Regions from separate parts of the Homo sapiens genome. Here region 2 is linked to region 1. Evidence: chromatin loops called from intact Hi-C (ENCODE). Cell type or tissue: heart right ventricle. All regions are shown on one strand. Each heading gives the region's core, and the rest is flanking DNA. Links, peaks and the distances in the headings are about the cores only. Region 1 overlaps DST (dystonin). Region 2 has its middle 200 kb from the start of COL21A1.

Region 1 (16,379 bases), core at 5,252-13,251:
ATTTGGCTCTCTGTTTGTCTGTTATGGGTGTATAGGAATGCTTGTGATTTTTGTACATTGATTTTGTATCCTGAGACTTTGCTGAAGTTGCCTATCAGCTTAAGGAGATTTGGGGCTGAGGCCATGGGGTTTTCTAGATATACAATCATGTTGCCTGCAAACAGGGACAATTTGACTTCCTCTTTTCCTAATTGAATACCCTTTATTTCCTTCTCCTGCCTAATTGCCCTGGCCAGAACTTCCAACACTATGTTGAATAGGAGTGGTGAGAGAGGGCATCCCTGTCTTGTGCCAGTTTTCAAAGGGAATGCTTCCCGTTTTTGCCCATTCAGTATGATATTGGCTGTGGGTCTGTCATAGATAGCTCTTATTATTTTGAGATACGTCCCATCAATACCTAATTTATTGACAGTTTTTAGCATGAAGGGTTGTTGAATTTTGTCAAAGGCCTTTTCTGCATCTATTGAGATAATCATGTGGTTTTTGTCTTTGGTTCTGTTTATATGCTGCATTACATTTATTGATTTGTGTATATTGAACCAGCCTTGCATCCCAGGGATGAAGCCCACTTGATCATGGTGGATAAGCTTTTTGATGTGCTGCTGGATTCGGTTTGCCAGTATTTTATTGAGGATTTTTGCATCAATGTTCATCAAGGATATTGGTCTAAAATTCTCTTTTTTGGTTGTGTCTCTGCCCGGCTTTGGGATCAGGATGATGCTGGCCTCATAAAATGAGTTAGGGAGGATTCCCTCTTTTTCTATTGATTGGACTAGTTTCAGAAGGAATGGTACCAGTTCCTCCTTGTACCTCTGGTAGAATTTGGCTGTGAATCCATCTGGTCCTGGACTCTTTTTCGTTGGTAAGCTATTGATTATTGCCACAATTTCAGAGCCTGTTATTGGTCTATTCAGAGATTCAACTTCTTCCTGGTTTAGTCTTGGGAGAGTGTATGTGTCGAGGAATTTATCCATTTCTTCTAGATTTTCTAGTGTATTTGCGTAGAGGTGTTTGTAGTATTCTCTGATGGTAGTTTGTATTTCTGTGGGATTGGTGGTGATATCCCCTTTATCATTTTTTATTGCGTCTATTTGATTCTTCTCTCTTTTTTTCTTTATTAGTCTTGCTAGCAGTCTATCAATTTTGTTGATCCTTTCAAAAAACCAGCTCCTGGATTCATTGATCTTTTGAAGGGTTCTTTGTGTCTCTATTTCCTTCAGTTCTGCTCTGACTTTCGTTATTTCTTGCCTTCTGCTAGCTTTTGAATGTGTTTGCTCTTGCTTTTCTAGTTCTTTTAATTGTGATGTTAGGGTGTCAATTTTGGATCTTTCCTCCTTTCTCTTGTGGGCATTTAGTGCTATAAATTTCCCTCTACACACTGCTTTGAATGTGTCCCAGAGATTCTGGTATGTTGTGTCTTTGTTCTCGTTGGTTTCAAAGAACATCTTTATTTCTGCCTTCATTTCGTTAGGTACCCAGTAGTCATTCAGGAGCAGGTTGTTCAGTTTCCATGCAGTTGAGAGGTTTTGAGTGAGTTTCTTAATCCTGAGCTCTAGTTTGATTGCACTGTGGTCTGAGAGACAGTTTGTTATAATTTCTGTTCTTTTACATTTGCTGAGGAGAGCTTTACTTCCAACTATGTGGTCAGTTTTGGAATAGGTGTGGTGTGGTGCTGAAAAAAAATGTATATTCTGTTGATTTGGGGTGGAGAGTTCTGCAGATGTCTATTAGGTCTGCTTGGTGTAGAGCTGAGTTCAATTCCTGGGTATCCTTGTTAACTTTCTGTCTCGTTGATCTGTCTAATGTTGACAGTGGGGTGTTAAAGTCTCCCATTATTATTGTGTGGGAGTCTAAGTCTCTTTGTAGGTCACTCAGGACTTGCTTTATGAATCTGGGTGCTCCTGTATTGGGTGCATATATATTTAGGATAGTTAGCTCTTCTGGTTGAATTGATCCCTTTACCATTATGTAATGGCCTTCTTTGTCTCTTTTGATCTTTGTTGGTTTAAAGTCTGTTTTATCAGAGACTAGGATTGCAACCCCTGCCTTTTTTTGTTTTCCATTTGCTTGGTAGATCTTCCTCCATCCTTTTATTTTGAGCCTATGTGTGTCTCTGCATGTGAGATGGGTTTCCTGAATACAGCACACTGATGGGTCTTGACTCTTGATCCAATTTGCCAGTCTGTGTCTTTTAATTGGAGCATTTAGAGAACGGGCAGATTGCCTCCTCAAGTGGGTCCCTGACCCCTGACCCCCGAGCAGCCTAACTGGGAGGCACCCCCCAGTAGGGGCAGACTGACACCTCACACGGCCAGGTACTCCTCTGAGACAAAACTTCCAGAGGAATGATCAGACAGCAGCATTCGCGGTTCACGAAAATCCGCTCTTCTGCAGACACCGCTGCTGATACCCAGGCAAACAGGGTCTGGAGTGGACCTCTAGCAAACTCCAACAGACCTGCAGCTGAGAGTCCTGTCCGTTACAAGGAAAACTAACAAACAGAAAGGACATCCACACCAAAAACCCATCTGTACATCACCATCATCAAAGACCAAAAGTAGATAAAACCACAAAGATGGGGAAAAAACAGAGCAGAAAAACTGGAAACTCTAAAAAGTGGAGTGCCTCTCCTCCTCCAAAGGAACACAGTTCCTCACCAGCAACGGAACAAAGCTGGACGGAGAATGACTTTGACGAGTTGAGAGAAGAAGGCTTCAGACGATCAAACTACTCCGAGCTACAGGAGGAAATTCAAACCAAAGGCAAAGAAGTTGAAAACTTTGAAAAAAATTTAGACGAATGTATAACTAGAATAACCAATACAGAGAAGTGCTTAAAGGAGCTGATGGAGCTGAAAGCCAAGGCTCGAGAACTACGTGAAGAATGCAGAAGCCTCAGGAGCCGATGCGATCAACTGGAAGAAAGGGTATCAGCGATGGAAGATGAAACGAATGAAATGAAGCAAGAAGGGAAGTTCAGAGAAAAAAGAATAAAAAGAAACGAACAAAGCCTCCAAGAAATATGGGACTATGTGAAAAGACCAAATCTGCATCTGATCAGTGTACCTGAAAGTGATGGGGAGAATGGAACCAAGTTGGAAAACACTCTGCAGGATATTATCCAGGAGAACTTCCCCAATCTAGCAAGGCAGGCCAACATTCAGATTCAGGAAATACAGAGAATGCCACAAAGATACTCCTCGAGAGGAGCAACTCCAAGACACATAATTGTCAGATTCACCAAAGTTGAAATGAAGGAAAAAATGTAAAGGGCAGCCAGAGAGAAAGGTCGAGTTACCCACAAAGGGAAGCCCATCAGACTAACAGCAGATCTCTCGGCAGAAACTCTACAAGCCAGAAGAGAGTGGGGGCCAATATTCAACATTCTTAAAGAAAAGAATTTTCAACCCAGAATTTCATATCCAGCCAAACTAAGCTTCATAAGTGAAGGAGAAATAAAATACTTTACAGACAAGCCAATGCTGAGAGATTTTGTCACCACCACGCCTGCCCTAAAAGAGCGCCTGAAGGAAGCACTAAACATGGAAAGGAACAACCGGTACCAGCCACTGCAAAATCACGCCAAAATGTAAAGACCATCGAGACTAGGAAGCAACTGCATCAACTAACGAGCAAAATAACCAGCTAACATCATAATGACAGGATCAAATTCACACATAACAATATTAACTTTAAATGTAAATGGACTAAATGCTCCAATCAAGTATTTCTTTATAGCAACACAAGAACAGCCAAATAACCCTGTTAAAATCTCTTAGTAGTCTCCCTTGACAAAAAGGCCAAGACTTGAGCATGCTATAGTCTAAAAGGTCCAATGAAATCTATTCCCTAATTCTACCTTCAATCTCAACTTTCTGTTCCAGAAATGTCTAACACAGCTATTTCTTAGCTATTTATTCATGCTGGACCCAATGTCTTAGAAACTCTACATACCAACTTTTTCATGCAACCTACCCCCGCCATCCTGAACTTGGCTCTTCTTCACCTTTTAATACTCAGCTGGAAAACCTTCCCTAAGTCTCTCCTCACTCCTAGCTTTAGTAAGTACTCCTTACAGGAAATCCCATAAATACCCTGTGACTATTATTGGATTTTTCTGTGTCTTCTATCAAACTATAGCCTTCTTGAGAACTAGGAAGTCATCCCTTTTGGCTTTCTATTACTAGTGCCTAGATCAGTGCTTGACACATAGCAGGCTCCAAAAATTTTTTTCAGGAATAAATCAGCAACTAAGTAAATAAATGAACATATCAGATGTAAGACCTAAAAAGGTTTTCTTCTATTTCAGCATTATTTATTATCATTACTTAAATGCCTAAAGCTAATGGCAAAAATTTCCTCAACTAATCTTCATATCCAAGAAACTGAGATGACATACAGGCAGTCTGTGCATATGTCAAAAGGCCCACCAAACCACGACCAACATAGGATCTAGAATACCACAACCTACAGTTGTTTCAAGATGCCAAAGAATCCTCATCAGAGTGGATCTGTTTGAAAAATTCTCCTAGCAGTTTAATTACGGGAAGTGTAAAAAAAAATCCCTCAAGACATGAACTTTTTACCTGTGACCACACTGAATCTAGACCACAGGGACAGTTTATTCATATAACATGGTTATTTAGGAGATGAAGTAAGTGAAGGGTACCCTCCGAAAATTTTTTTTAGATTGTGAGTTCACCAAGGGCAGAGACAGGGTTTTAACATCTTTGTGCCTTCATGAAACTCAGCATACAAACATTTACTGAATGAATAAATACATCTAAAAGTGATCATGGTTCTATTAGAATATCCAATACCAAAGATGGCCCTGACTACCAGCTTAAAACTTAGAAGTGCATTATAAAAGAAGCATGTCTTCTTCACCTCTTCTTCTCAAAACATCACATGCCTTTACTCTTGACAATTATATTCAGGAGAGTTAATCATTTTTAATTCCTAGCAAGTATCAAGGTCCTAATTTAACAATAATAGTTGTTTATAGTGCTATTTTGGAAAAAAAACTGTTAATTACAGTATTCAAATGGGTACCTTATATTGTTTTGAATGGATTTCAAGGAAATTAAGACATGAAAGAAGGATCTGTGACAAGAGAATACCTGTTGGGACCAGAAGACAGCGAAGTCTATACACTTCTGGGCATTTGTACAATTCATAAAAGTTTCCTGACTTAACACCACCCCAAAGATTAGCGCAAGTCTGGAAGGCTGACATTGTCAGTCAATGCAATCCCCATTGCTGGTTCCACACCCAGGCCTTGAGACTGGTCCCAAAATCCTGTTTTCTGCACCTCTTATGGGGCTAAAATCTTGTTTTATCCACTAATTTCCCTGGAAGGGGATCTTGAGGAGTGTTATTATGGCCTAGTAGTATCAGATTGTTGACAACACAGTTCACAGTTCTTTGAATAATAATGCTAATAACAACATGCTATTGGCCAAAAGCATTTCAAATGAAATGAACAAATTGGATGCCCCAAAAATTACATTTATGATTCATCAGAATATAAGTAGAAGATAGTATGCTACATGTAGAAAGATCGATTTTTTGTAGTAGTCTCATGGGTTTATATTATTGTTAAAAGTAATTGTAAAATGTTAATAAACATCAAAGAAATGGAGGCCACCTAATCCTCATAAAAATTTATCCTTGATACATTCTGAAATCTTCTGAGAGAAAAATATGTGCATTATCAGCAACAACTTTAATTGTACATTTAATTTTTCAAATTACGCTATGACTTAATTAGAATTCATTCTCCTTTGAGATCTCTTTCTTTTTCATATTTCTTTAACTGTCTTAGGACTGTAAGAGTCTTCTGCAGCAATTACTAAATAGGTTTTTCCGTTTTAAAATTTATCCACATATCTGTTTAATTAAAAAACCATCACATTCTTTGGGTTTTATTCTTTTTCTGCTCTAGTTATATAAAAATTACTTTTATATGCAGTATAATCTGTTTACTAATATAGATCTAACTTAAAATGTGTTATTTCTATTTTATGCATTTTCTATACTTAAAATAACTTCCTAATTAAATGTAATATATGCAATCAATAATTATTTTAAATGATACGTATTTCCTACTAAAATAATGACCTTAATGTCACAGTATCTCCTCTACCCCCACCACATATCTTGTCCTTGAATATACAATACATGGGGATATAAAAACTTAATTAAGATAGATTTGTTCTTGTACCTGTGGAAAGGAGAAAGAAAAAAAAACAGGACTGAAAATGCACATTGGAAAAAAGGAAGCAACCCTGAGGAGGCTGCATGGATCTGGGGATGCTGACCTGGCCCACATCATCTCCCTAGTGTCCAGTGAAGGGCTGGATAAACTCTTCAGCCTGGGAAAGAAGCAGTGCCCTCCACCCTCTTGACCTCCCAGCTTGACCTCCTTCCCTGCTCTCATCCTATGCTTCCCACCCCTTCACGGGCCTTCTCTCTGCCTGATATTAACCTGCCACATTTCACCCGGGTATGACTTAGCTTTCCAGAGTTGTCAATCTCAGGCAATACCTAACTTTAAGCTTGCCCAGCAGGGTACCTGTTTCCCGTGCTAACAGCACAATTTTTCGACTCTGTAAATAATATGCAATTAACTTCTGAAAGACAGCTGTCTAACTGGCAATCCTGTGTTTATTTTCTAGCTGTAGCAGTAATAACCTACTATTATTAACCTGTGAAATGGAATCATATAATAGATTGATGGAATGAAACTTTTAAACTCAAAATTATTGGTCACATTAGTTCTCATCCTTTACTTTAGAATTTTAAAATAAGTTTTACATTATAAAAATAGATTTAAGAACTCTCCACCACTGTATGACTGAGAATCGCACTGTTATGCAGTTTTGACACCAAGCCTGTATTTCTGAAAGAGCAGGTGGACTTTTTGAGAACTGTATTGAGTAATTATTCAAGTTTGTATCTCTATGAATCATGAAGATATTCAGTAAGAACCCTAATCCTGGTCCTTAGAACCGCTGAATATGATGGTAGCATCCCTTCTTCCCTTCCAACTGTCCATTCCTTAACAAATATTTATTGAGTACCAACTTTGGGCCAGGTAATATTCTAGGTGCTGTGAATACAGCAATGAATAAAGCAGACAAAGACACGTGTTCTTGTGGAGCTTAATTCTAATGGAGGAAAAAACAGTGAACAAGATAAGTAAGTATAAAGATAAATAAGTGGCCAGGAAAATACTGAGTTTTGTTTGGGGATGGAGGGGCACGTCACAAGCCATAACAGCAATGTCAAACCTGTTAAGAAAACATCAGGAAGGCTGGGCGCGGTGGTTCACACCTGTAATCCCAGCACTTTGGGAGGCTGAGGCAGGTGGATTACCTGAGGTCAGGAGTTCAAGACCAGCCCAGCCAACATGGCGAAACCCCGTCTCTACTAAAAATACAAAAATTAGCGCCTGTAGTCCCAGCTGGTGGCGGGCGCCTGTAGTCCCAGCTACTTGGGAGGCTGAGGCAGGAGAATCACTTGAACCCAGGAGGCGGCAGTTGCCGTGAGCTGAGATCACACTACTGCACTCCAGCCTACACGATGGAGTGAGACTCCATCTCAAAAAAAAAAAAAAAAAAAAAATTCGGAAAAAAAAAGAATGTACTGTGGAGAAATAGAGTCAAAACTACCTCTGGAGGCAGAAGTATACTTTTCACATCATTTGTTCCCCTCTCTTAGCTGAAACTATCACAAAAGTGTGAGAAATTGGAAGCCTTTCAGTAAGACTACTGGAAATGTGGATCTTTCTCTCGCTTTTTACCTTGGTCTCTTCTAATTGCCTTTGAAGATTTTTGGGGTCCACCGCAATAGGTTCAGATAAGTGTTTGCTCGCTGTGGCCTCACAGGCCTGGAGTCCAGCAAGAAGTCCACATGAAGCATCTTCATAGTGTTGATATTTATCCACCAGATCTTTAAGATTATTTCCAAGAACATTGCACTAACAATCAAAAGAGAAAAGGGGTAGGAGATTAAAACCCACTATTTTCATATGCATCAAATAATCTTAGGACCTATAAAATATGTAACTTGGAAAAAAAACCAGACTTCCACCAAAGTTAATAAAAACTCTGTTGGGCTAAGATTTCCTCCTTTATATGAAGAGGTACCCTATAAGAAGCCAAAAAGTAACCATAAAATAAAGAGATAGTTCTGGATTTATACCAATTCAAAAACATATTTACAAGAGCTGAGTCTTAACATAGAATAAAAGATAAAGACATCAATCATCAGAGGAAGGAGATTTTGATACACCATGTGTATAGATATCGATTTGATGGAAGGGTTTTAAAGGTGCTTAATAAATTTCTATATGTTGCACAAGTTAATTAACAAAAGGAAGACAAAGAGTCTATATTAGAATGGAGCAAAGTCCAAGAGCCAGTGATGGTCTTTAAATCATTTATGCAACTTGGCAAGTCTGTTCAGATTATATTACAAACCAGTAAATATTTTCTTAGATTTTTTTTTTTCAAAAAAAACCTTTTACTTGACCACAGAAGTAAAACAAGCAAAACAGTCTTTTATTCATTAAGTATTAAAATAACATACTGATCAAATATACAAGACAAACACCTGCAGTGTTTGTGAAGAGGATAATCTGAGATGAAACCAGTTCCCAAGCTTGAGAGGCTGCAAGCATCTGTTTTTGCTTAGAGTCAATGCACAACCGCCATCTTGTGGTCACACTGGATATTAGAGCATTTGAGAGCTGGGACTTCTGGAAATCATGCTCTCAAAAACTAAAGTAACTTTAAGTTTCTCATATTTAAATACATTGTTCAGAAGTAAAGCAGGTGAATAAGATAGAGAGAAGGCTGGGCACTGTGGCTCATGCCTGCAATCCCAGCACTTTGGGAAGCCGAGGTGAGCGGATCACGAGGTCAGGAGATCGAGACCATCCTGGCTAATACAGTGAAACCCCATCTCTACTAAAAACAGAAAAAAAATTAGACGGGCGTGGGGGTACATGCCTGTAGTCCCAGCTAGTCGGGAGGCTGAGGCAGGAGAATTGCTTGAACCTGGGAGGCAGAGGTTGCAGTGAGCCGAGATCACGCCACTGCACTCCAGCCTGGGCGACAGAGTGAGACTCCTTCTCAAAAAAAAAAAAAAAAATAGAAGTAGGCTAAAGCTACCTTTTCCTCCTGTTTTGGATTTTAGGTTTCTTGCCTCTTGTTCCAAAACTATAATTGAAAACTATAATTGCAGATTGACTTTTCCCTTAAAAAATCAAAATAACATTACCTTAGAGTAGAGAGACCTGAACCGATCAGTAGCATGATCCAACTTGCGCTGCACTTCTCTGTGGGTTGCAGAAGTATCAACCTTGCCACCGTCTCTCTTGCTGCAAGATTTGGCAGCTTCCAACACTCTGTTTCCAGAAATTGTGATGTATCTCAAGTCACCTTTGTGAGAAATAACGTCTTCTGAGAAACTCTTCTGCCTCTTCAATTTGGTCATTAAACCATTGATGTCATCTGCACCTGCCTCCAGGTTTTCAAGTTCTTGTTCTGACTGCTGTAGCCAGTGCTCAAACTCGGTATAGTCAGCATCAAACTTTTCTAATTCTTCCTGCAGAGAGTGAGTTAACTTCATTTTCTTCTCTGACTCAGCCAGTGCAGTTTCATAATGCACTTTCAGTTCCTTCATGTTCTTTTGCAGTTTCTCTTTTTCTTCAGGAGAGAGATACTGACCCTGTTTCTCAAGCAACACTTGTGCAGACTGAGTGGCTATGATCACTGCTTGGTGCTGAGAGATGATCTTCTCGTGTTGGGCCTATGTGAAAACAAATTGATCATAATCTTCAAGCAGTAACGGGGTAACACCTGCAGGGAGCTCCTTGCCGCCTCAAGACTGACAGGTTTCAATGATCTACAGGGCTACAACTTGCTTCTCATTCCCCTTTTCAAGCTATACCGTACTCCCTTTTATTGGTGGATTTCAGAATAACAAGGCATTTTGAGCATGCTAATCTTATTTTAAAGAAAATTTCCAATCTTCTCTATGTACTTAATCAGATAGGACAGACACCATTTTTCAGAAGTTTAGAAAAACCAATTTCTATTCCAATTTTAAAATAAGTGTCTATAATCTGATCTCATTTTATTCCCTGCTTTCTCACAACTACCCAAAAAAGAATGTCTTTACCTAATTTTTGGACAAACAAGTATAATATTTTTTATTACGAAATGATCCTGGAAAAACTTTTAAATAGGGAAAAAGAATCTGTAACTTTAAGCTTTAAAAAGGTTTCAAAAATAACTAAGCAAGAACACTGTACATTCAGAGAAGCCCAATGGACATTAGAGAAGCAGATATAATAAAAGAGAATCCTGGAGCTACTCAGCTTCACTGGGCCTCAGTTTCCTGCATGTGAAAATGGAGACAATAACTCCTACACATCACAGGTTGCTGTTAAGGAGTACATGAGATCACATATGTAGAGCACTTCCTGCAGAGCTGGGCATGTGCCAGAAATTCAAATCCACTCTGAAGGCAGGAAGGCAGGGCTCCCAGGCAGGTGTGCTGCAGGCAAGTCACAGGTGTGCAGAGCTACTGATCCCCTCAGTCTTCAGGGAAGCAGGGAGGCATCAGGTAGGTGAAGTCCCTTTCCCTCCAGCCATAAGCATCTTCTTCCATTCACCCCAATTTGCCATACAAGTGTGGCAAAAAGGATACTAATCCTTCTGGGCAATTTCCCACATTTCTTATAATGGCTTACATGGAGCCAAATGACCCGCTCCCATTACCCCAGAGCCCCTTTTATTACCTCCAGATTCTTTGCTGCTCCCACCCTTACCTCCATCCCCACCCTGGTAAACACTTTAGGAGCTTTTTCTCCTGTTGTTGTCTAGTTACAGCTCTTTCATCAGATATCTGCTTGGCTAATTGCACCCATCTCCATTGAGTCCCGTTTAAATGCTGAAAACTGGTCCCCCACCCCACACTCAACCACCCTTACCTAACTCCTTTTCTCCCTTAGTACTCACTGCCTTCTAACCTACCATATAACTTAGTTATTGTCTACTGTAACATTCTCACTAACTAGTGTGCAAGGGGGGCACAGGGAATTTATTTTGCTCACTGTGTAATCCCAAGTACTTAGAACAGTGCTGGCACACAGGAGCTGAGTAAGAATAACTCTATGCTGTGAAAAGGACTTCCTTAGAAGCACTGCTATGGGGCAGCCGTTCACTTGTAAGTCTGATCCCAATTAGTCAGCTCAGAACTGGCTCATTAACACTGGTATCCTCACTGTCTATAACAGTGCCCGCCACCTAGTGGGCACATAGTAAATATTTTTAACTAACTTCTTTCCCACAGACTTGTGTTTTTGGTATTTGAAATACATTCATATGCTACCCCCACCCCACCCCGAGAAGGGCTTTGCACAAAATAGCATGGACAGACATATGCAACACCATATAAATGATCAGATCCATCCCCTTCCTCCTACAGATGAGGACTCTTAGGCTGAAGGAAGAGAATGGCTTGGCCCAGGACATATGGGACAACTACTGAAAGCTAGACGTTCCTGGCTCAGGTGCTTTGGCCCTCTCTCCATGCTGCCAGATTAGGACTTTCTTTCTTTTATTTATTTATTTACTTATTTATTTATTTATTTATTTTGAGATGGAGTCTCGCTCTGTCGCCAGGCCAGAGGGCAGTGGCACAATCTTGGCTCATTGCAACCTCTGTTTTCTGGGTTCCAGCGATTCTCCTGCCTCAGTCTCCCAAGTAGCTGGGATTACAGGCACGCACCACCACACCCAGCTAATTTTTGTATTTTTAGTAGAGACAGGGCTTCACCATGTTGGCCAGGATGGTCTCAATCTCCTGACCTTGTGATCCACCCGCCTCAGCCTCCCAAAGTGCTGGGATTACAGGCATGAGCCACCACGCCTGGCCCAGATTAGGATTTTCTAAAGCACAGATTCCCATATTCTTTGAGGTAAAATGATCAGATGGGAAATGCCACACTGTGCCTAAAACCAAGGGCTTTCCTGTGTGATATCTTTATGTTTAAGTCTACCCACCAGTATTTCTCACTACTTTGGTCAACTTACTAACTTTTCCTGACTTCTTTGTAACTGACTCACAATGTTCCTTTAGGAATTCACTAGATTTTTCATTTTAAGAGACTTTATTTTTCATAATAAGGTCCTATAATAGCCCGTTAAAATTGTGAGCAGTAAATACTCCCATTCTTCTTCTGGTTTAATTTGTATTTTCTATAAGAACCTCACAGGGAGTACCCTATTCCAAAGATTCCAAATATGAAGGGTAGGAACAAAATAAATAGACCTGCAAAAGTTTCTGAGGTCCAGAAACCGTCTGTCAAAAGCCAAATATTGAAATAAAATGAGTGACACTTTAAAAGTAGTTCTACAGAAGTCGCCTTTGCTCTTATAGTAGCATTAATGTTAGCTTTAATTTATGTCATGGAGTAAATTGGTAGAAGGGCTTTTATATCTCTTCTCAACAATAGCCTTAACTGAATAGGTGAGCTGAGCTCAGAAAGAACTTAAGTGAGCTCAACTTAGCCTGGACACAGTGGCTCATGCCTGTAATCTCACCACTTTGGGAGGATGTGGGCGGAATGCTTGAGCCCAGGACTTCGAGAGCAGCCTGGGCAACATAGAGAGACCTCATCACTACAAAAAATACAAAAATTAGCCAGGCATGGCAGCACAGACCTGTAGTCCCAGCTACTCAGGAGGCTGAGGTGGGAGGATCAATTGGGCCAGGGAGTTTGAGGCTGCAGTGAGCCATGCTTGTTTCACTGCACTCTAACCTGGGCGACAGGGTGAGACCTTGTCTCAAAAAAAAAAAAAAGATTGTTCTCTTAGAACACAGATTCAGACTTAGCAGAGTGAACATATGGCCTAGTTTTAAATCCAAATTCCAGCCCTTTCTAGATATGTAACTTGAGAAAGCTACTTTAATACTGTCAGTTACAGTTTCCTCATCTGTAAGATGAAAATAAAAACCCCAAGGAGTAACTGGGAAGACAAAATGAGTTAAAATGGAAAGAACTTAGAAGAGTGCCCACTTTAACTGTCCTATAAATGTTAACTATTATTATTAAATCTTTATAATAATTCTACTTCACTTACATGGAGAATGCCAACTCTACAATTTATTTCTCATTATTTTTTGACTTGCTTAGAACTCTCATAATAATTTATATCTGACATGATGAACACAGAAAAAAACCTCTTTTGTCAGTAAGGTTTGAAAAGAACTCATGTGCTAGGTTATTTCTCTCTTTACCAACCTGGAAATAGAATTGAACGATATCATATGTTTATAACAACACACCTTAACTTTCTGATATTGCTGATTCAGATTCTCCTGAGTGGTTCCAACTTGCCCATCAACATCAGTCTCCAACAGGTTACCATTAACTTCATCCTCTTCTCCAATTGCTGACTTGCCATCACCTTCTTGAAAATGGGTCCCGTTCTGTTCGATTACCTGTTTGTGTTTTGTCCCTGCCCTTTCTGAGTCTTTGTCAACATTTGACAACCAGTCCAAAAGGTTTTCTATTTTGGTTTTGCTCTCTTCCAGCTGCTTCACTGCTGCTACCTGGGAAGGGAAAGTTCACAGGAGGAATTCAGAACGTGGGCCAAGGCATAGTTTTAAGACATTCCAAAAGTAAATACTTAGAACATTTTAAATTAGAATGAGGGTACTAAAAACTGACACAATTGAAAACTTAACAACTGAAATTAAACCTCAGAGCAACAGGCAGTTACTTTGAAGTTTCCCCTGTTCTTAAAAATACATTCCAAAATTTTAACTATAATTGATGAGTGATCACACATTTCACAAGAAGAAAGTTTCACAACCTCACTTAAATATTAAGAAAAAGTTAAGCAAAGCCAACTCTTCAAACCTTTTGTAGTACTTGGTCAATTATGTACCTGGAAACCCAGAATCCCATAATAATCCTTAGTGATAATCCTTATTTACTACCACTGGATATTAATAATAAATCAAGTAGCTGTTAAGCTTTTTGACATAGCAATAGTGCACCACATATTTGAATAAGGACCTTTTCAGTTTCTTCCTTGATTGCTGTTGTCACAACTTTATCCAGCTCCTTTTTAGACTGTTCTGCTTTTAAATTAAGCTGTTCACACTTTATCTTAGCTTCATTAAGTTTCTGTTCAATCAAAGCCTTATCTTCCTGTGACAGCTTTTCACCATTCTCTTTTAAGAAGTTCTCTGTGTTTTTCACTACTTCAGCCAATGCCTGTGCACTTCCTTGCATATCTTTCTGTAATTCCTTATAACACAAAAGGAAAAAATATATTTTATTAAATTATTACCTATTTAGTTCTTCCAGAGTTGTAATTCTAAAAGACAGAGTGAGTACAGAGAGAGTCTAGTATATGTAGCTTGAATAAACATATTGAGTATGTTAATTTGAGTTTCAATCACAATACTTAATATAATTTGAAACTCAAACAATATTAAAGAAAAGCATGAATTTTCATGTTTAACGAAAGAATGCAGTCAGTGAAACACTGAAAACACATAAGTATTCAGTATATGATCTATATAAATTTGCACACACCAGATTTTTTAATATTATATGAGCACATGTACAAAGGCTTGTAAATATATGCTAATATTTATTGTTTCTAAACTTTTATTTTTTAATGTGTTTATCACTCAGGATAAAAATGAACTAATTTTCCCAGTGAACTAAGATACTTTCCTTTTCTAAACACCAGAATCTGTAATATGTAATGTTTGCTTCTTTGCCTAGCTGCTAGGTACCTCAAGATTAAGATCTCTCCTTAGTAGTTATAGCTTTCCTATGTCTAGATTTTTCCATGTAGTTTTTCCTCTTCTTTTCCTCCTTTATCATGCATTTTCATTCTCTATATGATACTGAGTTTTAATATTATTTTTTCCATACTTTATTTTAATCTTCTTCAAATTTGTCTTAGAAGTATTTGAATTGAAAGAAATCCTATTAATTGAGCCATGACTATGTGACCTTAACTGTGCTAGTGACTTACACAATATTTACTTAACTTTTATAATAATGTAACAAAGTGTGACCTATGAAGAAACTGAGGCTGTGACAGACTGTTATAAAGCTAACAATGTATAGAGTCTGGAATCTGAACCAGGAGCTATCTACTTACAATGAAAATGTTCTCTGTCCTGACACCAAAATAAAGATATCTTTATCTGTTGTTACTGTTATTTTTGCCCTTTCCTTCAATAAAAAGGAACAAATCACAAGAAAGAAGGAGTAAGAAGGAGCTAAGAAAGAGAAAGAACCCAAAGTGATGGCTATTTCCTCTGATTTGCAAGTAGTAAGTAGGTTGGCCTTAAATGAATCCAAATTCTAATTCATCACACAAGGTATTTTCATTATCAAATCCCCTTTAATATTTCCTCCACTCAATATCTCTTACCAAAAAAAGTCAAAAAAATTACCTAGCTTGCTTGAAGTTGGAAATCTAACTTTTAGTATAAAGTTTAAAGCTCAAGCCCAGGGCGTCTTGGGTATGCCTTGCTTCTAAAAAGCTAAAATTACTGGTATTTTCAATAATCTTCACTGACTTCCAAATGATAGTAATCGAACATAACATCAACATAGATCTGCTGATAGAAAACCAAATTCTACCTCTTGCTTGGACTGATATTTCTTTAACTCAACTGTGCCATCTCCAATCATGAAGGCTTCTTGGTGACCAATTAGGCGGTTTTCAGTTTGGGTAAGAAGATCACATATCCCTTGGAGTTTCTCTTTATACTCCTGCTGACGCTCTGCTACAATCTAAAGTGAAGAAAACCCAAAACATCTTAAATGTATGGTGGTCACAAAATCGCTATTGTGATAGCTTCTTATTAGAACACATTTTCCAAGTTTTGTCTAATAAGCTTTTATAAGTATGCTGTAAACATGATAGCAGTAGGGTACAAACTGAGCAAGGTGAGACAGAAAATATGAGCATATCCCATATACAAAGAAAGTGATCATGTTTAGATGAAACTGCTCAAGAGAATACTGGCCATGCATATTTGTAAGAGATGGAACTTCTGACCAACAGGAAGAAACATCCCATTTTCTTAAGCTGTTGAAACCTGCGACACATAGAATTAATTCTGCAAAAGGACATCAAAAGAGAAGTTAGTTGTGATTTGTAGGTTAACATATTTGATATGTGTATATAGGTTATCATGCTAGAGACAATGTCTGGTGCTTCAAGAAATAATAAAAGGAACATTGCATGCAATATTTTTACTTAATCACTATGTCTAAGTGCATTCTCACCTCTTTGCTCGTTATTGCTATTAGATATAGCACTCATA
Region 2 (16,379 bases), core at 8,160-16,159, 140 kb before region 1:
TAACTTAAGTTTGCAGAGTATAAAGTAACTGAATAAGTTGAGTTTTCTGATTAACTTAGATAAAATATTGGGCTAGACATGTCTGTAAAATTCTATAAGTATACTTTTTAGGCTTTGTCAACTCAGTAAATAAACATATTTGAAGCATATTTTGATGATTCAGGATCTTTATCTGTGCAGGATGTTCATTTTATTCAGTGACTATTAGGTAGTCCTACAGAAGTAGAGGGTTCTGGGAGTTTGCCTAGAATATGTACTGATCCACAACATATGTTAGAAGCTTTTTAAAAAAAAATTAACAAAAGCTTATTTTCTATGTATTTGTATAATATAACACCTCATGGGTTTAGGCAAGCCAGTAATTATTATCTCTTCTATATCCCACTATCAGTGAACCTACGACACTGATAGTCTTTGGCTGGTGCAGCTCTCTGTACCACATGACTTGCCTCCTCCCTACTCAACCCCAAAACCCCAGTTATTTTCAGTTATAGATGATTAGACCAGGCTAGATACTTGACCTGAGCTTGAGCAATCAGATTCCTTCTCATCAGAATTTGGAAATGAAGACTAAATGTTTGGGTCAGTTGGACAATGATGAGTGTTTGTGATATTGATTTGGGGACAAGAGAGGGCAAAGCTACCCAAGCCCCTGAGAGTAAATGATTCATCTGTTAGCACACAGATTCAACCACTGTATTAAAGACAAAATAAAATGCCTCAAAAAAGGTAGGAGATATTGTTTTTCTCGAACCCAGACTTGAGATAGCAATTTCCCATTGCTGGGGACCTAGACTTCTGGCCTACTCATTGTTAGGGTGGCTCAGTCCAAAATAGCTTACTACTATACTTATGTCGCAGTCAAAAGGATGCAGAAAGGAGGCTGTCCTCTCCTATGACGACAAAGTTACATATGCCACGTGTACATGAATCCAGAACTTGATTGAGTGGCCACACCTAGCTGCAAGGGAGTCCAGAAAATATAACGTTTACCAAGGAGGCCATGTGTCCAACTAAACAAAAGGGCTCTATTGTTAAAGGAAGAAAAAAAGAATGGATATTGAAGAACAACTAGCAGTCTACCACAGGATGTGAATAAGCTGAGAAAAAAGGTACTCAGAGAATCAGTAGAGAGAAGTCAACAGGCAGCAAGAAGCAGAAATGACAGAGAGACAGAGTCAGAATCAGAGAGTCAGGGAGTGGTTGTCTGTGACTTCCCATTTCCTGGACATCCATCTGTCCTTACTACATAGAAACTGGCTTCTGTGAAATTTATCATCTGTAGCCTTTCAACAAGCCCCACTGTTTCTTGAACTAAACTGAGTATGTTTATCTTTTTTGCAACTGAAATAATGCAGATAACATGTATTGTATTTATTGAGCACTTAAAATATGTTAGGCATTGTGGTAAGTGCTTTCCATGGACTGTTTTGTTTAAACCTCATAGCAATTCCATGAGGTAATTTCTGTTCATTCTCAATTTTTGTGCCTGAGAAAAATGAGGCTTGGAAAAGCCTCACTGTTAGCAGGTAGCAGAGCATAATTTGAACCTGAACTCTAAAGTCTTGCTCCACATTGATGATCTTTACCACCACTGAAGTCAGGCATGAGCTTGCAGACCTATGGTAGGATGAGGCCAGGCAAGGCTGGGGCCTGAGACCAGGCTGACTCATTAAAATGAGGTAGGTACTGAGGAACAACACACAGTGATATGTCCTGGCAAGAAGCCCAGTTGGAGGCAGGAACTCGATGTCTGGGGCCACACAGGTAGGCTGTTGAGCGTATCTAACCTGCAGAGTTGGGGTTGTCCATTAGGCATAGTGATGATCAATTCATGAGTAGACAGGAAGGCTGGCAGGTGGACATCAGTGGATAAGCTTATCAACGGGATTCTTGGAAAACGACTCAATATGTTGTTGAAAGTCATCCAATTATTCTACTATCAAGAGTTAAACAGTAAACTGATAAGGTTAGGTAACTAAGAGGTTAGGGCACTAAGAAAAGCCTCACAAAGGCATGGCAGGGTCTGTGAACTAGGCAGGTTATGATAATCCTTTGCTCCTTCCAGGAAGTTGAAGGGCTCCAGTTATAGCAGGTTAATTGCACTTGAATAATTTTAGTTTATACCAAATCATGTTGACTTCTGACTCCTTGGTAAGGTCTAGCCCTATGACTTCTTGCTTAGAGGCTTGTCTGTTACCACACCTCCTGTCTTTGTATGACCCAAACAACATGAAGCAGTCCCACTGTTGGAACTTAAGACAATTTTCACCAAGCAGCTCATAGGACTACAGATTGAAGTCATTGGAGAAAAGGTCTTTCTCCTAAGCAGATCTACACAAACCCTAACTGGTATCAAGGGAAAATGTTTACTATGTTTACCTCTTCATAGTAGAATAATTGGATGACTTTCAATAATTGGATGAGTTTAAGGAATGAGAATTCCAACAGTCACAGATTCTAGAAGTGGTACATAGTGAGAGTGATTCCATAAGTTGACCTAAGAGCAAAGGGTTCTGAAGTTTCCAAAGAGAGATAAATTGACTTAGTTTCTACGCATTTTAAATTGCTAATCTTCCCCACTATTGTTTCTACTCATTTTGCTGCTAGTCTCATAATTATCTTGCCTCTCCAGCTGCATATGTATCTTTAACATAGCATTCACCAGCTGGCATATCTTCAGATAATTTTTAGTAGAATTCTAGAACTACAGAAATCAGCCTCCAAAGGTTTTCCAACAAGCCTTGAACCAAATATTTGCCAATATGTGTTCCTGCTTGTAGAAGGCGTTTGAGGGTGAAGTAGGAAAGATATTTTCTTCTACCCTGTTCCTGACAGGCTAGAGAAATATGAAGGGTAAAAAGAGAGACACATTGCTTTCACAGCTGTAAGAAGGAAAGGGGATTTGTGATTGGATCAGAGAGCCTGAAGTGCAAATAATAATTAACAGAGGATAAAACCTTAGAGAACTAACTGTGGTGATTACCCCAGAGATAGCCCAATCTAGGATACTATTGAGACAAGCCTTTTAAGTTATAATAGAGAGTGAATAAGATGTATTAATAACATTCATTAATAAGATTAATTTTTCCAAAAATTTAGGTCAGTAGTTCTCAACACTGGCTGCACATTAGAATCCCCATGCTCTGGCTACAGTTAAATCAATTAAGTAAAAGCCTCTGGGGGTGAGGCCTAGACATCAGTCTTTTAAAAAATCTACCCAGCCAATGCCAATCTACAGCCAAAGTTGAGAACCACTGATTTAGGGATATTGGGAAAGGAAGATAGAAAAGGTGAGCACAAATTAACTGGAGCCTGATTAGGTAGTTTCAGAATTCAAGAGTTGGCAAAAGTGGAAGTATTGATCATCTACAAGGGAATATCCAATAAACATCCTCCAGTGGAAGATGCAGGTGAAGCCTGGCAGAGGAGAAGCAGAAGGATAACAAAAGATCTAGGCCTGATTAGCGAACCTTTCATTGACAGGGTTTGTTTAAACAATGGATGTCTTTAGGAGACCCAGAACTTTCTGACTTGTCTCTCCCTCTCTAGGGTACCCACATAAGGCAGAATCTGGAGGACTGTGTCAGACAGAAAGTAAAGAGAGTTAAGGTAGTAAAGACACCATGATTCAGCAGTGTCTTTACAGCTTGTAGAAATGGCAAGAACTAACCTCAGAAGCAGATGACGATTTTACACATTCAGCAGAAAGAAGTAGGGAAATGAAATATTACTGATATATTCCCCTATTACAAATAGACATGTGGCCTAAAGAAGGGGGGCCAAATGTTTCTGTTACTGCCGAAGCTGGCAAGGTATTCAAGGTCTGTAATAGGCAAAGGCTAAGGACAAAATGGTCAACAAGCACATGAAAAGATTCTTAATATCAGCCATTTCTAGAGAAAGGCAAATCAAACCCACAATGAAACCTCACACCCGTTAGGATGGCTACTATCAAAAATGAAACAAATCAAACAAAAAATCCAGAAAATAACTAGTGCTATTTTTGGAAACTTGTGCACCATTGGCGGGAATATAAAATGATACAGCCACCACTATGGAAAACAGTGTGGAGGTTCTTTAAAACATTTAAAAAAGATTTATCATATAAGCTAACAATTCTACTTCTGAGTAGATATCCAAAAGAACTCAAAGAAAGGTTTCAGAAATATCTGTGTACCCATGTTTATATCAGCATTATTCATAATAGCCAAGAGGTGGAAGCAACCCAAATATCTATTGATAGATGAATAGATAAAGAAAGTGTGGCCTTATACATACAACAGAATATTCAACCTTAAAAAGAAAGAAAATTCTGACAGGTGCTGTAACATGGATGAGTCTCAAGTACTTTATGCTAAGCCAATAGCAAAAAGACAGATACTGTATGATCCTACTTATATATGTACTTACAGGAGTCAAACTGATAGAGATAGAAAGTAAATGGTGGTTGCCAGGGCTTGTGAGGAGGAGAACATGTGGAGTTATTGTTTAATGGGTACAGAGTTTCAGTTTTGCAAGATGGAAGAGTTACGAAGATAAATGGTGATGATGGTTGCACAACCACGTGGATGGATTTAATACCACTGAGCTGTACCTTTAAAAATGATTAATTTGGTACATTTTATGTTCTGTGTATTTACCACAATTAAAATTTTAAAAATATATATGACCAGATATTTTTAAGTGCAAAAAACCAAGGTGGAGTATAGTTTATATCATAGTCAAACACTTTGGGGGTAAGAAAGGGGGATAAAATTTAGCATAATCTGTGTTATGACTTACTTTATTTGTATGTATACACACACTACACACACATTCATATCAAGAACCATTAGAAGAACAGAAAATGAATAAAATGAGAGAGGCGGAACTAAGACTTCTCAGGTACACATTACTTACAGTATTGACTTTTGAATCATGTAAATGAATTGCTTATTAACAATAATATTAAGACATTTTTAAAAAGTTGAGAAGAGGCAACGTTCGAGGAGAAGCTGGTGAAGCAAGAGCCTCCCTGGGCCTCTTGGGGGCCTTAGGATTTAATGGACATATGAGCAGTGGCTTCATTCCAGGTGTTTGCAGCTCCCATTTGTATCTGGCTGAGACGAATGTGAACTAAAAAGAAAAACACTCCTGGGCAAGACGGTGCAAGGGCCTAAGAATTCCCGAGCGGGAGGGGGTGGAGCAGCTACCTTGGTATAGGACTAACAGGGCCCAGCATCTTGCTGAGGATGGAAGAGTACAGAGGACTGGAGGGGTGGGAGTGTGCTTGGAGAACTGCCTGCCATATATGAAGGAAGCCATGGTCCCAAGAGGGAGTGAAGGCCACATCATCCTGGAGGAGCAGGGAACATGGGGCTCAAAGGGGAAAGAGCAAAACATAAAGGAAGAATCCTAGAGTGTCACAAATGCCACTCTTTCCAAGAGGATTCAGTGTGATAGGGATCCCCTCCCTCTATATGGAAATACAGTGTCCCCTGTAATCCCAGCACTTTGGGAGGCCGAAGCGGGCGGATCACGAGGTCAGGAGATCGAGACCATCCTGGCTAACATGGTGAAACCCTGTCTCTACTAAAAATACAAAAAATTAGCCGGGCATGGTGGCGGGCACCTGTAGTCCCAGCTACCCGGGAGGCTGAGGCAGGAGAATGGCGTGAACCCAGGAGGCGGAGCTTGCAGTGAGCCGAGATTACGCCACTGCACTCCAGTCTGGGCAACAGAGCGAGACTCCATCTCAAAAAAAAAAAAAAAAAAAAAAAAGGAAAAGGAAAAAGGAAATACAGTGTCCCAAGTAACTTCTAGACCAGCTCTCTGTATGGAATTAAGTTCACAAACTGCATACTTGCTCTAGACTCCAGCTCAGGTTGACCAGCAACCTGGCCGGCTTGAAACCAAGGACATCGTCCTTGTGCTCTGCATTTCCTTCTATTTCTTCCCCAAGGCAATGTTATTTTACCACTTGGGGCTTTGGTTGGCAAAGCAACGTGGGTCTGATGAGGAGAATATATTTTTCCAGGAAAATTGTTCTAGGTTAGCGCACATTCTTGTTGGGTACATTTCCAGAAGCAGTATTGCCAGGTCAAAAGGTATGTGCACTTAAAGCTCTGATAAACATTGTCAAATTGTCTCCTAAAAAGGCCACTTCAACTTGCACTTCTGGCAACAGCATAGGAGGCCTGCACCCACTTGTTCTCACCAATGTGATGTGTACAGCCAAACTTTTCTACATTTGCCAAACTACTAGGGGAGAAATGTGGTCTTATAACTCTTAAATTTCAGTAGCAAGAGCCATTTATACTACTTAATATAAATTGTATTTTTGTGTCAATTAGGAAAATTTTTCCCTTTGCTATTATAATGCAACTATTTCCCCCAGTTTGTCTTTTGACTTTGTGGCATTTTTGGTGGGCAGACATTTATCCATCTTTCCTTCATGGTTCCTGGATTTTGCATCTTGCTTAGAAAAGCTTTCCCTGCTGGCCAGATATGGTGGCTCAGGCCTGTAATCCCAACACTTTGGGAGGCTGAGGCAGGTGGATTGCCTGAGCTCAGGAGTTCAAACCAGCTTGGGCAACATGGCAAAACCATGTCTCTACTAAAAATACAAAAAATTAGCTGAGCATGGTGGTGCATGCCTGTAGTTCCAGCTACTTGGGAGGCTGAGGCAGGAGAATCACTTGAGCCTGGGAGGCAGAGGTTGCAGTGAGCTGACATTGTGCCACTGCACTCCAGCCTGGGTGACAGGGTAAGACCCTGTCTAAAAAAAAAAAAAAAGAAAAGCTTTCTCCACTGTAAGACTGTATTTTTAAAAATTCTCTCTTGTATTGTCAGACTCTTACAGTCTTATTTTGAGGGAAGGCAGGTTTCCACCAGTTAAAATAACGAAAGCATTTCATAAAATCGGGTATTTTACTTACATATTGGTTTTGCAAAAATATCATAGTTTTGGTCTCCGCTTCTACTGGAACGTTTTCAAGCATTTCTCACAATTGTAACCTAGAAATATGTCTACAGACACATAATTACATGAAACACATGCGGGACTGATTCTTCAGGCCCTGGGCAGCCTGTGTTCCGTTCCGGCACCCAGACGGGAATTGTATTTACAGTCTTCACAACAGTCTCCAGTAAACAGATCACACTGTGTGGGAGAACCACATTTGAAAGGGGCCTCAGCTGAACTTTCATTATTTGTCAATTTTCAGCATGAAGCCACTTCTTAATGAATTTCATGGGACAGGTCGTTAATACCATGTGCTATAAGATATCCACTAAAGAAGAATTTTCCTAAAGTGTTTTATTCAGAAACTTTAAGAAATATTTCCAGAGCGATGGTTTTATCAACTTCAAAATAGGGCCAACTTTTAACTTGTCTTGTGTGAGTTGGAGGATATTGCAGAAGCTGTCATAAATCCCATCTCTAAGAAAAACACTCCCATTGCCTTATTCTTTTGGGACAAAACACAAAATATATTTAACATGCTGCATCTTGGGGGTTAAAAATTCTAGAATTCTTGACAGAAACACAATCCTTTATAGAGATGTGTTTCCAAGGATCCCCACCAACATAGTTCAAGAAACCTTCATAAGGAGTAATTTGTTGTTCTCTTTTGTACCCTCCACTGTCCCATGTACCTACCAGAAGCTGGTGAGCAGTGAGGTGATCCTGCCAAAGGAATAAAAAACAAGGAATGGAAAGAAAACTTTAAAGAGCTGCTGTTCCTTAAAGCCAAGAACTGTAGAGTCATTCATTTTCCCCCTACACCTAGCCCAGCTCTGGACTCAAAGGAGACAGCCATGAAGATGATGAAATCACAACCCCTCTCAGATCCTCAATACCACATCTCCATGGGAGCACTGATATTTTCGATTACCAGCACCTGGAAATACAATCGTTCTCAAGGAGGATTGATTGACAGATTTAGCAAATAAAAATACAAATTGACTGGGTATGGTGGTTCACGCCTGTAATCCCAGCACTTTGGGAGGCCGAGGCAGGTGGATCATTTGAGGTCAAGGGTTTGATGCCATTCTGGCCAACATGGTATTTTAGTCTCTACTAAAAATACAAAAATTAGCTGGACGTGAGAGCATGTGCCTGTAATCCCAGCTACTCGAGAAGCTGAGGCAGGAGAATCGTTTGAATCCGGGAGGTGGAGGTTGCAGTGAGCCGAGCCGAGATCGGCCACTGCACTCCAGTCTGGGTGTAAGGGCAAGACACTGTCTCCAAAAAAAAAAAAAAAAAAAAAAAGTAGAATGCCTAATCTTAAATTTCATATAAGCAATAAATAATATTTAGCATAGGAATTCCCTATGCAGTATGTGGGACATATACTTTAAAAGTTTTTTTAGTGTTTATCTGAAATTCAAATTTACCTGGGTGTCCTGTACATTATCTGGCAAGGCAGATACTTTCAAGGCAGCCATCTTAAGAACAGATGTAATGAATAAAAAATTCTTCCTTATGATGAAATAAAACCTTGTCTTCTACCCATTGGTGGTCCTTCAAATATTCAGAAAGCTACAGAGTCATTAAAGTCAGAGAGACTTGGGTTTGGTTCTGTTACTATGTGACCTTGGGCAGTTTATTTAACCTCTCTTTTTTCTGGTCTCTAAAATGGGCTATAATACCTGCATTACAGGAAAACCATGATTATTATAAGCTCAAATGATCTTATTCAGCCCAGGTAAAATAATTGTAATCAGTCACAATTGTGAATGTTAATCGAAATCTAGAAAAGACTGTTCTCTTAAGGGTGAACCGCTGAGCCGACCATTATCCCTTTCTTGGGGGATGGGGAGAAATATGAGAGAAATAGAGAATGGCTACCCTCTGATTACCACGGAATTTAAGTTAACTGTGTACATATTCTCTATCTGGTTATTGTCAGGTTCCTAAATCTGTTGCCTAAAAAGTACAAAGAGTGTTCCTACAATACATGGAGGTTTTAATATTTTCCAAGTGTACTAACAATAATTTTGAGACTATGTTTATTTGTTATAAAAAATGAATATTAGTTGTAAAGTAATTCTTGTTAACTCACTTAAAGGTTAAATAAATTTATTCACCAAAGTTGTGATAATTAACATGTTAACCGGATTTCCCTGATCTGTTATAATTAACATGCGCAGTATATAAACTTTGTAGATTCCTTTGCAAAACAGATTTCCTTGCAATAATTAAATTGCAGTTGTTTATACTAAAAATTACATAAAATATTATTTTTCCACATTATGTCCATTTCCAATATGGTTTTGAGTTGCTTCCTGGTCCCTTGCCTGTAGAAGCTGGCCAGTTGCCCATATCTTATAATGAGGTACCACAGTGGAACAGAACTTCCTTCCCCACACCCCCTGCTGAGCACTATATTTCCATTAATGCAGCTCAAAATCATTTGATAGCCACATCACCAACTCACTTCACTTGAGCTGTCAACTATAACTCCTTTTCTTTTCTTACCTATGCTGTGGATAAATTTATCTTATATCCTGCATTTCATTTTCCTATTCCCAAATATATACGACTTAGTAAATTTTACTTTTTATTTGTAGGTTAACAATCTAGCATGTCCAGATCATTTTTGCATGTTTCTAAATCTTCATCTGTCATCTGATTATTTTAAAAACACTTCTTAATATAGAAACTCAAGCTTTGAGACAGGATGACTGAGGAATCTTAGGTTTAAAAACTAAAAGAGAGCACTGTGTAGAGTTGCATTGGGATAAGGTGGTTTTTCTTACCAGCAATTGTTTGGTAACCATCATTCGGGTCCATCAATAAACAACAGGAGTGACCAGTGAGTCAATCGCTGTAGTGCATCTGCTTCCCAGGGAGGCCATAGAGGGAAGGCAATTGACAAAGATGATAGGAGGTTTCTGCAGTATTATGAGCCCAGCAGAAAAATAGATAAGATTTATTTTACATTGTCAAACATATGTTCAAGAATGTGAACTACAATCAGATGATCATTCTTCCCTACTATTTTTTCACCAGCCTGTTGGTAAGTGCACATCATATACTGTTATAGCTCTGGCACTTGTAGTCATAAATATGGTTTTGGAACAGCTTTCTAACTGGCAGCCGGGAAGAAAAAGGCACTTTCCTCCAAAGGCCATCCTTGGTCTTAAGAGACTCAAGTACCACATATCAAAGAGATAAGAGGCAACTATCAGCCAACATCACCAACTCTTGGCACAGAGGATGGACTCCTCCATCCTGTTGAAAACATAATTCAGCCTAATCCTAAACAGTGTTTTCATATTATCCTCTAAAGCCAAAAATTTTCCTGCAAAGCTGAGCATAAATCAATTGTGCATTTTGAATTTACATCAGGTCAAAGACCCACATTTCTTGTTGCTTCCCAGTAGCTATTTTAAATCCTTCTACCTTTCTCTTTTTCTTTGCAAAAGAATTTTTTCTGCTTTTCTCTTTCTAATCTTTCCCCACATTTAGCTGTCAGGGAGGTACTCTTTGCATAAACTAGGTGAATTCCATGTTTAAAAAATATGTGCTTGGCCGGGCGCGGTGGCTCACGCCTGTAATCCCAGCACTTTGGGAGGCCGAGGTGGGCGGATCGCAAGGTCAGGAGATCGAGACCATCCTGGCTAACACGGTGAAACCCCGTCTCTACTAAAAATACAAAAAATTAGCCGGGCACGGTGGCGGGCGCCTGTAGTCCCAGCTACTCGGGGAGGCTGAGGCAGGAGAATGGCGTGAACCTGGGCGGCGGAGCTTGCAGTGAGCCAAGATTGAGCCACTGCACTCCAGCCTGGGTGGCAGAGCGAGACTCTGTCTCAAAAAAAATAAAAAATAAAAAATATGTGCTTTGTTGCTTTCCTTTTTTTGTTGTTGTTGGTGGTGGTGGGGAAGCAGGATAAGGAAGAATATATTTTTAGTGTCTGTTAAATTGCTAAAGCACTCACATTAGGAACAAACAGGCAAGAAACTAATCAATAAGATACGGGCCAGGACAGAAAATAAATCTAAAAAATAGCCACTCAGAAAGTAGCATGGTACAGTAGAAAGACTGAGGGCTTTCAGTTCAGCCAGAAACATGGAGTCCTCTACTTCTTGTGTAGCCTTCGGCATGTAATTCTCAAAGCCTTTTTACTTACCAGCAATCTGGGGTAACTCTTAACTCAAAATGTCGATTGAGAATTAAGAAAACATAGGTCCTACCACAGAAAGACCTGCAAAATCCTAATTCCTTTCAGTACCTACCAATAGTATGTGTAGGTGAGGGGAAGCAGGGAAGGTAGAGAGGAAGGAGTCAATCTGTCCAAAACGACTTCTGGATTCTTTTGGCTTTTCTCCAGAAGCAATAAAAACTGGAAATTAGCTCTGTCCCCTAAAAGCTGGTGTATGTACATGGTATGAAAAGCACTATCTCCATTGTTCATAGATTAACAATAATTCATAGGCAAGTTGGCTGATGACTCCTGCAAAATCTCTAAGCAGTGTGGCTTCATTATACATAAAATCTCGTGGATAAACTTCATTTTGAGGGCCCTGCTCATGAGGTGTTTTGTGCAGTACAGTTTTTTTAAGAGAACATTGTGAAGCAGTCCCTTTGAATATAAAAGGAATCTCACTGGCACAAACCAAATGTCCAACCATGACTGAAACATGCAGACAGGAAGGAGAGGCCACAGGGGCATGTTTTATCTGCTGCCATGCTTATTTCCTTTGCTTCACGAAGGAGTATGGATCTTTTAAGATGCATGTGCTGCAAATGTGGGATTCCTTGGAGGAAAATTTGAATTAGATATTAACGCTGACCAGCTAGTTAATTCCTGGGAGCTCCTAGGCCAGCAGAGAAGTACTTAGGTGCCAATGACAGCAAGCATATATTCCCGACTGTGGGAATTACGTATTCCCTGTGGAGAGAATCTACTATCTCCAAGTGACAGCAACCTAGAGCCTCCAGGGTAACAAAACAAGGGTGTTAAGAGAAGGGGAATGAGGTAAAACAACATTTCACCAAGGATGAGGTAGCATCCAGTGAGTTCCAACCTAAACAGTATTTATCCCATCAATCCTCACAACCATATTTGAAGAATGTTCAGTAACTTCCCAGTGCCTCTCTCCCCACTGACCCTGTTAGGGAGTCACTGATGCCCATTTGGACTCTAACCTTGTTTGTTGTTCTGAATGACAGACAAACTCCTGTGGCTTGGGATAGACAATCTTTGCTTGGATGTTTGTGCTACTCATTTCCAAACATTTTAAGTAAACTTCTGTGGTAAAGTGAAGTATTTAAGAAAGACTGCTCTTCTAATCTAGATTGTGTTAAACCAGAAATTGAATTTTGATGTGTCATGCTTTAAACCATATAATGATGGAAAGAACTATAGAAATTTTTCAAAAGCGATTTTTAAACCAGTCTCTTCATTACATAAAGAATTCAAGGGATTAGAGTCCAGCTTTTCTGATTTAGCACTGTGGCAGACAGTTTTCAAAGACAGCCCTCAGTGATCCCTGCCTCCTGGTAATCAGGCCCTTCTGTAATCCCCTACCCTTGAATGTGGACAGACCTAGTGATTTGCTTCTAATAGAACATGGCAAAAGTGATAGGAGGTCACTTCTATACTTAGGTTATGAAAAACTTCATCCTGCCTTCTTGGTTTGCACACTTTGATGAAACAAGCTTCCCTGTTGAAGGGCCCCATATTGGCAAAGAACTGAGGATGGCCTCCAGCCAACAGCCAGCAAGAACTGAGCCCTTACTCCAACAGCCTATGAGAAACAAAATCTTGGCACCAACCAACCAACGAGCTCAAAAATGGATCTGGCTCCAGAAAAGCCTGAGATAAGCCTGCTCAGATTCCACACCACAGAAAACTGTGAGATAACTGGTTCGAAGTCAGTTTTATGACAATTTGTTGTCCAGCAATAGATCACAAGTATCACCTTATTTCCAACTTTAAATAGTAATTACCAATACCTTATAGTGTCTTTGGTCTATTTTAGTTTAAAAACATAATTGGGAATACCAAAATGAAAGTACATTATGACATCAAAAACTTAAAATAACAATCACCCCACAAATTTATCTGTGACTCATCCTGAGTATTGGGGTGATCCATGTTTTTATTTTCTTCTTAGTACTTTTATGTATTTTCTAAATTGTCTACAATTAACAGGCATAGTTTTAGAATCAAAAACTGACAATAAATGTATCACTGAACGTATAAAATATCCCACTCTCAAAATGCAGTCAATAAAAATCAAATAAATGCACTAAATACAAATTCTTCACAGAATTAACTACCTTTCAAACATCGTTTCACAAAAGCAAATGATCCTTCTAATACTGATACATTAAACTGATACTTAAAAGATACATTTCTAGAGTAAGAGTGAGAAAAAGAACACATGCTTGAAAGTACTAACATAATCTGAAATATATTTGAGTGACAGAATCAGGATAAACGGCCAGGACCACCTTATCTTAAAGCACTGTACTCAAGCTGACTAAAAATGAAGTAAGAAAATCTGAGTGTATATCACTCTTTATATCTTTTAATTAGAACCTTTTTTTGTTAGGTTACATTGTATATGTCTCCACACTTCAAATATATTTTTGGGGAATAACTTGATTTAAAAATGACACACCAAGCTGGGCACAGCGGCTCACGCCTGTAATCCCAGCAATTTGGGAGGCCAAGGTGGGTGGATCACAAGGTCAGGAGTTCGGGACCAGCCTGGCCAATATGGTGAAACCCTGTCTCCACTAAAAATACAAAAATTAGCCAGGTGTGGTGGTGGGCGCCTGTAGTCCCAGCTACTCAGGAGGCTGAGGCTGGAGAATCATTGGAACCAGGGAGGCGGAGGTTGCAGTGAGCCGAGATCGCACCACTGCACTCCAGCCTGGGTGACAGAGCGAGACTCTGTCTCCAAAAAAAAAAAAGAAAAAAAAAAGACACACCAAAATATAGTCAAAATATAGTCAATGAAGAGTTCCAACACTTATTTATATACATTGTCAATGAACTTAAGCAGAAGGTAGAATATTCAAAATCTGACTCAAGTAAGTCATTTGGGATGCCTATTTGGCAAAGGGAGGAATCGGGACTCTGGTCGCTAAATGATGAAACAACTTTGCAGGGGAACTCAACATGCATTTTGTTATTGTTGAAGTAGAAAAGGATATTAGATATTTAGCTACCTCAAATCAGATCTGAGTTAGCAAATCGGTTTTACTGACTTGTTTGGAATGAGATCAGGTTGAGACATGAAACAATCGAAAATCTGTCTAGTTATGGAACATAAGACATATCCAATGCTCCAAAGAAGAGCTTACAACTATCTTAATATGAATTTTGCTACTCTGGAAAATCCAGATGTGGTATAGCTTCCTGAAAGAGGCCATGAACATGTCTTCCTTATGAAGTTACCATCTTTTTAGAAAAGAATGCATAAGCCCTGGTATAAGGGTGAGGGGCAGTGGAATGATCATTGGTCTCAGCCTGAAAAGATCTATCTACTCAGTCATTTTCTAGCTGTGTGATCCTGGACAAATAAAAACCTCTCTAGCTTCATTAAAATTATTTATACAATTCAAGTGATATTTATTTACTATTTCATTGGCTGGTTGAAAACCTTGTATGAGAATTAGAGCTTTATAAACCAAAATTGACACATAAATGTAGGGCTTCAAAAAATCACTATGAGCATAATGAAGTGGCTAAGACACAAAAGGTTGCCCAAGAGAAACAACTCAAAATTAATCCATGATCAGATATGGCACTGTAAAGTCTAAGAAAACATTGCTCCAAGCCTATTATATTCCTCTGAATTCACTGGTCCATTCTCAAGCAAGTATGCTGTGACGAGACTACTGACCGGGACATATGTCCATTGGCTGGTTATTTTTGAAACAAATTTTCCTACACTGGATAATTAAAAACACAGCTATGTACATTTGTCTTCCTGGTTGGCCCTCCTTTCAGAAATGGTCTTTATGTTAATTCATTTTTAACTCATGCCCAGAGACATTTCTGAAAGTATATACCAAAACACTATATTTCTGCCTCCTTGAAAAGCCAGAGCTACACACACACATACCGCTAAGCCTACTTGGGGCTTTGAAGCACAACCAACTGCAGCTGAAAGGCAGGCTCTTGTACTCTCTCCCTCACTCTAGGGACTATTATTGCTTTCTCCATGCAGATTCTGCTATAAGCACAATAAAAATCAATGAAGACTTGGAACAGCTAAGACTAATATTTAAAAAAACGCTGAGGCTCCCGAAGTTCACATTCTTGCAAATTTTAGATAATGCCCCAAATATAAGTCACTCTTGATCATATACACACTCCTGTGTGTGCAAGCATAGTGTTCTAGCTTTCTACCACTCTGACCCAAATACTCACCCACGGTGTGCCTTCCTCCCAAATCCTTTCCTCTGGGTACCCTAAAACCTGCTTCTGAGGTAAAAGCCCATCCTAGAGCCCCCGCTTCCTTCCATTGCTCTGTTGAGCCTGACTGAAGAAACCAACTGTAGATCAATGAACTTTCTGTCACCTCTCTTCCTAAACCAGGCCATACACTGGAGGCCAGGATAACTATCAGTCCAGGGCCTTGGCTACTTCTAACCTTCTCTGGTCAAGTCAAAAATCTGTCTTCCAATTTACTGAGATAAATAAAGAGTGCAGGGTAACTCCCTCAATGTCTCTTCTCCCATTTCAATCTCCCTTTCCTCCAGTCCTTCATATCAAAAGGCACGTCCTTCCCCATAAGACCAGTTCCTCCAAGCTGATGTCTAGAGGAGAAGACATTGAAAATGAGGAAATCAACAGATGGTCGTTGTAGTAATACAAGTGAGAGGTAACAAGGGCTGGAACTAGAACTGAGGCTTCAAGAATGTTAGTATGTCCCCTCAGCCTCCCTCAACTGGAATTTTCAGAGAACCGGCAATCAGTGATATAACCACTAGCACAGGTGTGCATGCCCTTGCAAAACTAGTATCAGAGGAGAAAGGAAGAAACTTTACAGCATACTTCCATTCTCTGGAAAAAGATGGTTGAGAAGAGGCAGAAAGAAGAAAATAGTATAGAACAATGATCCCTAAAATTAGATTATGTAAAGTAACTTCATAGAATGTTGGAAGAAAATGTCTATTTATATTTACATTTCATCTTAAAAGAGGAGGAAATTACCTTTACTAACATTTACTACAGACTGACACTGCTACCATCTCTCCAGTGACATCGACATCGTTTGCATCTTCTCACGATCTGTAGCTTAGGTGACCCAAGGGCAGAGTGGAAGTCCCAACAGTTCCCACACTCTTTGGGTTGCTTTTAGCATGCAGCAAACCGAAGTTTATTTATGTCAAGTTGGGTGAATGTACAGATTTTTATTAACTCTTCTG

The links. A loop is a pair of places that touch in the nucleus more often than their neighbours do. Peaks named below come from ENCODE experiments on the same cell type or tissue, not always from the same donor. Only the 100,000 strongest peaks of a DNase experiment are listed, where the experiment ranks them.
Region 2: a loop joins it to region 1, with 2.3 times the contacts of the local background. A loop is called at or near these places in 6 of 110 quality-filtered maps.

What each region holds. Positions count from the first base shown.
Region 1 is chr6:56,584,379-56,600,757 of GRCh38, forward strand. DST (dystonin) reads right to left here. Exons shown (of 104, transcript NM_001374736.1): 45 at 15,691-15,843; 46 at 14,098-14,331; 47 at 13,362-13,628; 48 at 9,285-9,815; 49 at 7,804-7,980. Among named protein-coding and RNA genes, the nearest start is that of DST-AS1, 250 kb to the right of the region's middle. RefSeq lists an enhancer at 9,513-9,772. In heart right ventricle, for the core only: CTCF peaks have their summits at 8,717 (motif pointing left), 8,920 and 11,323 (motif pointing left); DNase peaks (open chromatin) are centred at 8,763 and 11,311.
Region 2 is chr6:56,438,928-56,455,306 of GRCh38, forward strand. No RefSeq gene overlaps it. Among named protein-coding and RNA genes, the nearest start is that of COL21A1, 200 kb to the left of the region's middle. In heart right ventricle, for the core only: no CTCF peak of the experiment used is centred there; a DNase peak (open chromatin) is centred at 12,694; H3K27ac peaks cover 2,860 bases.